Regions from separate parts of the Homo sapiens genome. Here region 1 is linked to region 2. The links are chromatin contacts, found by Hi-C or POLR2A ChIA-PET in ENCODE. All regions are on one chromosome and are shown on one strand. The core of a region is the stretch at or near the end of the contact, and the rest is flanking DNA. Distances in the headings are between cores, read along the strand shown.

What was found. Hi-C counts contacts between places; a loop is a spot of excess contacts on that map. ChIA-PET counts read pairs that join two places held with the same protein, here RNA polymerase II (POLR2A). Pooled maps may share reads with other maps.
Region 1: a loop to region 2 is called in a pooled map, with 3 times the contacts of the local background. The contact joins two enhancer-like sites. A Hi-C loop is called at or near these places in 4 of 168 maps with a recorded cell type or tissue (A673, IMR-90, endothelial cell of umbilical vein and 1 more) and 3 of 50 pooled maps. POLR2A ChIA-PET finds 5 or more read pairs at or near these places in 1 of 52 experiments (T-cell).

Annotation. Positions count from the first base shown.
Region 1 is chr14:31,375,726-31,379,924 of GRCh38, forward strand. The region is part of intron 11 of HEATR5A (HEAT repeat containing 5A); the gene reads right to left. Among named protein-coding and RNA genes, the nearest start is that of HEATR5A, 43 kb to the right of the region's middle. Within about 2 kb of position 2,466, at least 2 of the 41 ENCODE cell types and tissues checked have a DNase peak (open chromatin) inside an H3K27ac peak, as active enhancers do.
Region 2 is chr14:32,249,484-32,254,015 of GRCh38, forward strand. No RefSeq gene overlaps it. Among named protein-coding and RNA genes, the nearest start is that of RNU6-8, 48 kb to the left of the region's middle. Within about 2 kb of position 2,753, at least 2 of the 41 ENCODE cell types and tissues checked have a DNase peak (open chromatin) inside an H3K27ac peak, as active enhancers do.

The sequences.
Region 1 (4,199 bases), core at 1,216-3,715, 870 kb before region 2:
GATAGCAACTTGTTCCAGGTCAATAATCAGATACAAAATGTCTGAATAGAATACTTTTTGTTAAAAAAAGGTTTCAGAGCAACATTTATGAATTGAAGGAATCATGACACAAACCCAATAATAATACAAAACAATGTACAATGATAACATTATCAATTTTTTAAAAACCCAAACCCATAGCTTTTCTCCCCAGGTACTTTTCTTTAAATTTCTGGAGTTACTTTAAACTTCTCCAGTAAGCGCTCTCTACTTCTTACTCCCACATTCTGCTGACTGTATGTCTTTCTTCTGTTCCAAACCCATAGCTCAGAACTGCATTTGGCTTTGGAGGGAGACTGCCTAGATTAATATCCTGGCTTCATCCACTTATTAGTTGTGTAAACCTGGATGAGTTATTTAACCTTTTTCTGCCTCAATTTCTTCATCCATAAATGGGGAGAATAATAGTATTTTATTCAAAGGACAGTTTCTGAGGCGTATATGAGTTTATACACAGAAGAGTGCTTAAAGCTGGGCACAGTGGGTCATGCCTGTAATCCCAGCACTTTGAGAGGCCGAGGCTGAAGGATTGCTTGAGGCCAGGCATTTGAGACCAGCCAGGTCAACACACCGAAATCTTTCTACAAAAAAGTAAAAAGTTAGTTGGGTGTGGTAGCACATGTCTATAGTCCCAGCTACTTGGGAGGCTGATGCAGGAGGATCATTTGAGCCCAAGAGATCAAGGCTGCAGCAAGCTATGGTCTGACTGCCACTGCAACAGAACAAGATCCTTTCTTTAAATAAATAAATAACAATAATTATAATGTATCTAGCAAACACAACACACATACACGCACACTTTATGAGCCATCCACAGAAAGACAAGATATGGAGGAATCTGGAGATAAATCCAAGTTTTTTCATATGGCATCAGATAAACTGGGAAGTGTATCAAAAAAGGTTTAAGTGTGTAGCTTACATTCAAGGAATGAACATGTTTTGTGTTTACATTAGTTCATAGTGAAATAATGAAGAAAATTATAAATGGTAAAGGGAATGAAAAAAACAGAGAAGACATGTTTAAAATGCAAAGCAAAAATTAACAAAGCACTAAGATTGCTGTCTAAAAATCATTCCCAGCTGGGCACTGTGGCCCATGCCTGTAATTCAAGCACTTTGGAAGGGCAAGACAGGAGGATCACTTGAGCTCTGGAGTTCAAGATCAGCTGGGGAAACAGCAAGATCCCATCTCTACAAAAAAAATTTAAAAATTAGCTGAGTGTAGTGGTGTAAACCTATAGTCCTAGCTACTCATGAGGCCGAGGCAGGAGGACTGCTTGAGCCTGGCATTCAAGGCTGCAGTGAGCTATGATGGTGCCACTGTACTCCAGCCTGGGTAACATGGTGAGACCCTGTCTCTTAAAAAAAAAAAAAAAAAAAAAAATTCCATTTCCTACAAAAGGAATCAAGGCTCCTTGGAGAAACGGCTGATGGCAAGCCTAAGGCAGAAAATGTAGTGTAAAACCTGGGACATCTTGCATGCAAAAACACATTATCAAAGAATACTAGGTTCACGTTAAAAGGACAAATGAACCAACTTGAAGGGACTCCCAATGACCAAAGATGAGACAATTTGAGGATCGAAAGGAATAATGATCGCAAGTGATTAAAACATATAAATATATAAAATTCCATGAGCTCATAATGATACCTAAAAAAAAAACCTCACTGGTCCCCCCTGAAAGTTGCTATGATACTAACGCACTCTAAAAATTGATAATAGCCTGGGTGCAGTGGCTCACTCCTGTAGTCCCAGAACTTTGGGAGGTCAAGGAAGGCAGATTGCTTAAGTCCAGGAGTAACCTGCTTGAGTCCAGGAGTTTAAGACCAACCTGGGCAACATGACAAAACCCCATCTTTACAAAAAATTAGCCAGGCAGGGTGGTGCACACAGTCCCAGCTACTCAAGAGGCTGAGGCAGGTGGATCACCCGAGCCTGCGGAGGTCGAGGCTGCAGTGAATCATGATCGTACCACTGCACTCCAGCCTGGGTGACAGAGTGAGACCCTGTCTCAAAAAATAAATAAGCAAATGAATAAGAATAAAAATAGATAATAAAGGGAAAGAATAGTTAAGAAAAATGAATAAAACCCAAGAAAACAAAGTAATTAAACAAAACCTTAATTAAAACTTTTAATCCCTTTTTGTATGCTGATTATGCATATGCCGTAAAATATGATGTACAGGAGAAAGGACTTCTTGTTGTCTTCCTCCAACACAATTAGCTTGTTTTAAAAGCTCTTGTTTATCAAAATGCATTTATTAGGTAGTTTATTTCCTCCTTAATTCACCAGGAACTTCAATACGGCAGGCATGAACACCCAGCAATAAGCAAATAAAAGCTTGACTACATTATTCCCAGCACACTGTGAAATGATGATCTATGCTTTGGTCTAACAAACACTTTCTGTAAAGGGGCAGATAGTAAACATTTGAGGCTTTGAGAGCCACATACTTCCTGTTGCAATTACTCAACTCTGCCACTGTACACCTAAAGGTCACAGACAATCCACAAACAAGTGTGGTTGTACACAAATAAAACTATGAATGCTGAAATGTGACTTTCACATGATTCTCATGTATTACAAAATATCTTTTTTCCCCAACCACTAATAAATATAAAAACTGTTCTTAGCTCACAGGCTGTATAATAAATATTGGTAGTAGGCCAAATTTGGCTCCTTGAAGCTAAACTTGATCTAGTCCAATAAATCTCTTTAATCATCTTAAGAACACTACTTGGCCAGGTGCGGTGGCTCACGCCTGTAATCCCAGCGCTTTGGGAGGCCGAGGCAGGTGGATCACGAAGTCAGCACATCGAGGCCATCCTGGCTAACATGGTGAAACCCCGTCTCTACTAAAAAATACAAAAAATTAGCCAGGTGTGGTGGTGGGCGCCTGTAGTCCCAGCTACTCGGGAGGCTGAGGCAGGAGAATGGCATGAACCCAGGAGGTAGAGCTTGCAGTGAGCCGAGATCGCGCCACTGCACTCCAGCCTGGGTGACAAAGTGAGACTCCACCTCAAAAAAAAACAAACAAAAAAAAAAAACACTACTTAAAGTAGTTCTTCATTTATGATTGTTTATTCTAATTTAAGCTCCTTTAGGTCAAATTACTTTATAGGTGTCAAAATGATTTATCGGCCAAATCAGGTCAGTTGCTTTATTTTATTATTATTTTTTATTTTTATTTTTTGAGACGGAGTCTTGTTCTGTCACCCAGGCTGGAGTGCAGTGGCATGATCTCAGCTCACTGCAACCTCTGCCTCCTGGGTTCAAGCAATTCTCCTGCCTCAGCCTCCCCTGTAGCTGGGACTACAGGCACATGCCACCATGTCTGGCTAATTTTTGTATTTTTTTTAGTAGAAGCAAGATTTCACCGTGTTGTTGGCCAGGCTGGTCTTGAACTCCTGACCTCAGATGATCCGCCCGCCTAGGCCTCCCAAAGTGCTAGGATTACGGCGTGAGCCACTGCGCCCGAACTATTCATTTTTTGTTTTATTTTGAGAGGGAGTCTTGCTCTGTCACCCAAGCTGGAGTGCAGTGGTGCAATCTCACTTCACTGCAACCTCCACCTCCTGGGTTCAAGCAATTCTCCTGCCTCAGCTTCCCGAGTAGCTGGGACTACAGGCATGCACCACCATGCCCGGCTAATTTTTGTATTTTAGTAGAGATGGGGTTTCACCTTGTTGGCCAGGCTGATCTTGAACTCCTGACCTCAAGTGATCCACCCGCCTCAGCCTCCCAAAGTGCGGGGATTACAAGCGTGAGCCACCATGCCCAGCCTCAGCCAGTTGTTTTATATCTAGCTATAACTTGTATGACAACAGAGACTTAAAATATAGGTGTGATAGAGTAATAAAATTAAGTTTCATTAGCACCATAAGACTGGGCAAAAAATAAATAAATAAAGTTTTCAGTGGCTCATGCTTATAATGCCAACACTTTGGGAGGCCAAGGCGGAAGGACTGCTTGAGCCCACAAGTTCGAGACGAGCCTGGGCAACATAGTGAGACCCCATCTCTACAAAAAAAATTTTTTTAAATTAGCCAGGCATGATGTTGCATGCCTATGGTCCCAGCTACTTGGGAGGCTTAGGTAGGAGGATCACTTGGGCCCAGGAGGTCAAGGCTGCAGTGAGCCATGATCATGCCACTGCAC
Region 2 (4,532 bases), core at 1,503-4,002:
AGGCAGAGAAGGAAGTCGTGTCATGTGAAGTGAAAACAGAGAAGAGACAGACTTGCCCCTAAGGCGGACAGTCCTGTAGGTGTACAAGGCCATTTCAGAATATACACAGAGATAACAGGAGAGTAGGTGGTGCAGGCGTTTGGAAAAGAGCCAGTTTTCGTTGAAAAAGCAGAGGAAACCCCAGACATTGCACAGTCTTAGGGTTCAGCCCTATGACTCTTGCAAGCCTCCTGTTCAGGAAGGCCTTTAGTGTCTCAGGTCTACTTGGTGCAGACTCCAAGGTCCTTCCCACCCCCATGAGCCACCCATCAGGGTGAGCTGAGAGATCAGCTCAGTGAGGAGCCGAGCCTCTTTGGCTGAGAGGACTCGTTCTGGGGGTTGCTTAGTAAGCAGGAGAGAGAAACTGAGGAGAGGGAAACCATGTATGGGAGTTGAACACCTTCAGCCAAAGGTGAGGCATAGAGGTGTCTTACCACTATGGAACATATCTGAGTCACACACCAAAGTATGTTAGCAGTGGCAAATCCATACAGGTCTGCACTAACTCGATTCTTGCCTCCTCAAAAGAAAGAATTCATCCAAGGAGCATGGGCAGAGTGAGAGACTGAGGCAAGTTTTTGAGCAGTAGTGAAAATTTGTTAAAAAGTTTCTGGGCAGGAACGAAAGGAAGTAAAGTACACTTGGAAGAGGGCCAAATGAGCAACTTGAGAGATCCAGGTGCCCTGTGTGACCTTTGACTTGGGGTTTTATACAGTGGCATGCTTCTGGGGTGCATCTGTCCTCCCTTGAGTTTTCCTTGGGGTGAGCTGTCCATATGCAAAATGGCCTGCCAGCACTTGGGAGGGGCCACATGCAGTGTGTGCCGAAGTTGTGCACGTGCTCATTTGAGGTCTTACCAGTTGAGTGTTCCTAGAGAAAGGTCATATATCAGTTAAACTCTGCCATTTGCCTCTTAGTGCAAATGCTTGAGCCCACTTGCCCAGCTCATGATCACCAGCTTCAGGTGTTTTTTATCTATTGGGAGACTGCCTTTCCCTGTCACTGGTTGTGACCAATCCTTATTATTTTATTATTTTAGAGAGACAGTTTAACAATTGCCTGACATTGGGGGTGGTGGGGGACCTCTCCTGCCCTGCTCATGTGTGCCTAGCTACATACTCTAGCACTAAGACTGGAAATAACTACTTGCCATTTATCAGGACCTTGGATCATGGATATATTGGTGTTAACCATCTGTGTGCTCTCTTTGGTATATGATTATGTTAACCTTAATGATTCCCAATGAAGTTGAGCAGAGTGCCCCTAAAGGACTTTTCTGAGTAGCTATTTCAGAGTTAAGATTTTTTCAAACGATACCTTCCAGCACACCCACCAACCTCCCCCATTGTAATCTGCTCTCTAGGTTAGTGTGGGCCTGGGTTATGTAACTGAAGTAATCAGCCCTGGTAGCTGATGGAGTGTATCTTTTGGGTATCTGAAGGCAGAAATTATGTTGAGAGCCATAAGTTCCCTTGACTCTTTATTAAGTGTGACATATTAATCCTCGTTTGTAGAGCTTTATGTGGAAATGTCAATCTAGTCGTTGTGGAAAAACCTGGGCTCAGAAATGCCTTGCATTTCATTTGAAAGTATGATGCAGCTACAGCTGGGATTCGGTCTCTTTTAGGGATGGGATTCAGGGCAAAAGGGAAACCATTCTGTGAAGATTGGCCCTAGAATGGCACCTTTGTCTTAGTTCCTCTTGATTTACTTTGGGATCCTTCAAGTTTCTAGCTTGGCTGGGTTGCTTTTGGAGCCAAAGATAGTTCCAATTCAATTGTTAGCATTAATGAGTTCTTACTAGCATTTTGTGAGGAGTACTGCAAATCATACCACAAAGGGTATGAAACCCTAGCTTGTGGGGCAGGGAGGGTGAGCTAGATTGTTTCTTCTTGGATTAATACCAGACATATTTCCCTTGGTGGAGATCCATTCTTCTCTGTGTGGGAATGTTTAACGTTCACACTGTTAGGTGAGGGTCTCGTTCAGATAATTTTTTTAAAATGCACATTTTAAAACTTATCTTAAAAAAATCCACAAACCCAACAAAATATTTCTTTTTTCATGATGACTTATTCAGAAATTTGAAAGGCCAAAAGCCTTTTTGATGTATGTGAGAGCTTTCTCTGTCATATGGGGTCTACCAGTCATTTCAGCAAAGAGTTAAGTGAGGCCAAGGAGGCTTCCCTGGCAGCTTGGAAGCTTTGTGCAGCAGCCAAGCCGCGGGCTGAGAGAGGTGGATACTCATTTGTTTGTATATAAAACTTTCATTCCCAAAGTCTTAGATATCACATACAAGGAAAGATGATTGTGAAAATCAGTGATAAACTCAAGTATTTCTCGCCTGTTATGATTGCATTTGTTGTATCCGATTCTGCCTGACAGTATTTGCCACTTGATTGTCTAAACAGAGTTTTAACTGGTAGCAGGGTGAGCATTAATTATTCACATCTAGCAGCTGGCATAAATATGATTGTGTAGGCCCATGTATGTTAATGAGTCTTACAATAAAGCCTTTCGCTTGGAGATCTTCAGCCCTCCCTTCTTTTTGTACCATTTGTGAACTTCATTCTGGAATTGTGTGGCTTGGTAAGGTATAATGTTCTTTGCTTCTGAGGAACTGTGCTGAGGGCTTGTGCAGAGAGTGGCCCATCTAGAAATGTCTCTCAGGACCCTGAAGGCTCCCTTGTTTCCTTTTCCTGTTTCCAGTCGGGCTACAGCAACTGGGTCTGGATATAGCAACAGCACCCCCTAGTGTATTATAGGGTGAGCATGGGTTCCTGGTTAACTCAGTAAGGTGAGGTGTTCTGGCTTCATAGAGTGGAGTGTGAGAAACTGGCAACTTGGCATTTATTAAACAATATAGTTGAGGCTAAATATGCAACAGCAGCATGTCTTCCAGGTTTTGACAGCTGAGAAAGGAAGATAAAGACAGCAGGAAGATAGGGTTTTAGATTACTTTACAAGGATATGAAGGCTAAGGAGAGCCACAGGAGGGAATCAAGAGGTCACTGGGGAAGGGAGCTGTTCCAATGAATAGTTTGCTATTCTTCCAAAGAATCCAAATCTTGGCCATATGTGCAGAAAGGCCTGGCCACAAAGGCCTTCCATTGTTGGCTGAGACTGGAGACCTGCGATGGGGGTTCAAAGCCTTTTGTTAGATGTGAAACTGAAATTCCAAACACTCCAAGCAGTGACTTAAAGGCTACGAAAGTATAAATGACAGGTAGATATTTACCTCAGAACATAGTTTTGATTAAGGAAACTAGACCTTAAGAGAACAAAATGGGGGTGGGGATGGACTATAGAGAGAAGAAAAGAGGGATGCTTTCTTCATTTTGTTCATTTAACGAATATTTGCTGTTGAGCTGCTATTCAGTGCCAGCTTCTATTCTACATACTGGAAATACAGATGTGAATAAAACAGAGTTTCTCTCCTCATGCAGCTTACATTCTTTACAGTTGCCAATAAGCGGGTCACTACAGATCAGTTCTTATGTTTGTATTTTTGAAGTGTGATTTATTTACAGGCAGAATGTGATTTGAGGACATGGAAAGTACCCATCGTTCAAAATTGTTCCCCACCAACCAACCAGTTTTTTTCTGAAATTTCTCAACCAAAACCCCTTGTTAGTTGTTTTCTGAGAGGAGTAGTAATGAATCCAGTTGCTTTGACCTACACTTACTTCTAGTGAAAATGAATGACCTGATGAGACCTAGAGGGATGGGACACTGGGGGGTGGAATTACAATATTGGGACTAGCAAGCTGTAGCCTTGGTGAGTTTGTTTCAGGACCAAGTTTTCCTTATCTATAGAAGTAGCTGTATTCCTGTCAGGTCCCTTCTAGCTCTTATTCTATTTTGTGTGGCAGATAGCATCCAAGAAGATGTAGGACCGGGTGCGGTGGCTCACACCTGTAATCCCAGCACTTTGGGAGGCCGAGGCAGGCGGATCATCTGGGGTCAGGAGTTTGAGACCAGCCTGACCAACATGGAGAAACCCCGTCTCTACTACAAACACAAAATTAGCCGGGCGTGGTGGTGCATGCTTGTAATCCCAGCTACTTGGGAGGCTGAGACAGGGGAATTGCTTGAACTCGGGAGGCGGAAGTTGCAGTGAGCCAAGATTGTGCCATCGCACTCCAGCCTGGGTAACAAGAGCGAAACTCCATCTCAAAAAAAAAAAAAAAAAAAGAAGGTGTGTAGAGCATGGGGCACCCCTGGGACCCCTGGAAAATTATTTGGGGGTAGGAGTAGGACCAGATTAGACACTGAAAAAAAACATGGAGAAGGAACATGATTTGACAGTCAAATTTAGGCTATTTAAAAAAATATTTCTAGGGCATTTATTCTTGGGTTCAATTTCTGACTATAAATTATCTGGAAGGGAGGGTGATACTATGAATATGGTTTTTGCAGATTTTTTGGGAAAGCCCAGTTGGTTTTACTTTTGTGGGTCAAATTAGTTTTGAAGATTATCTATAAAGCTTTCA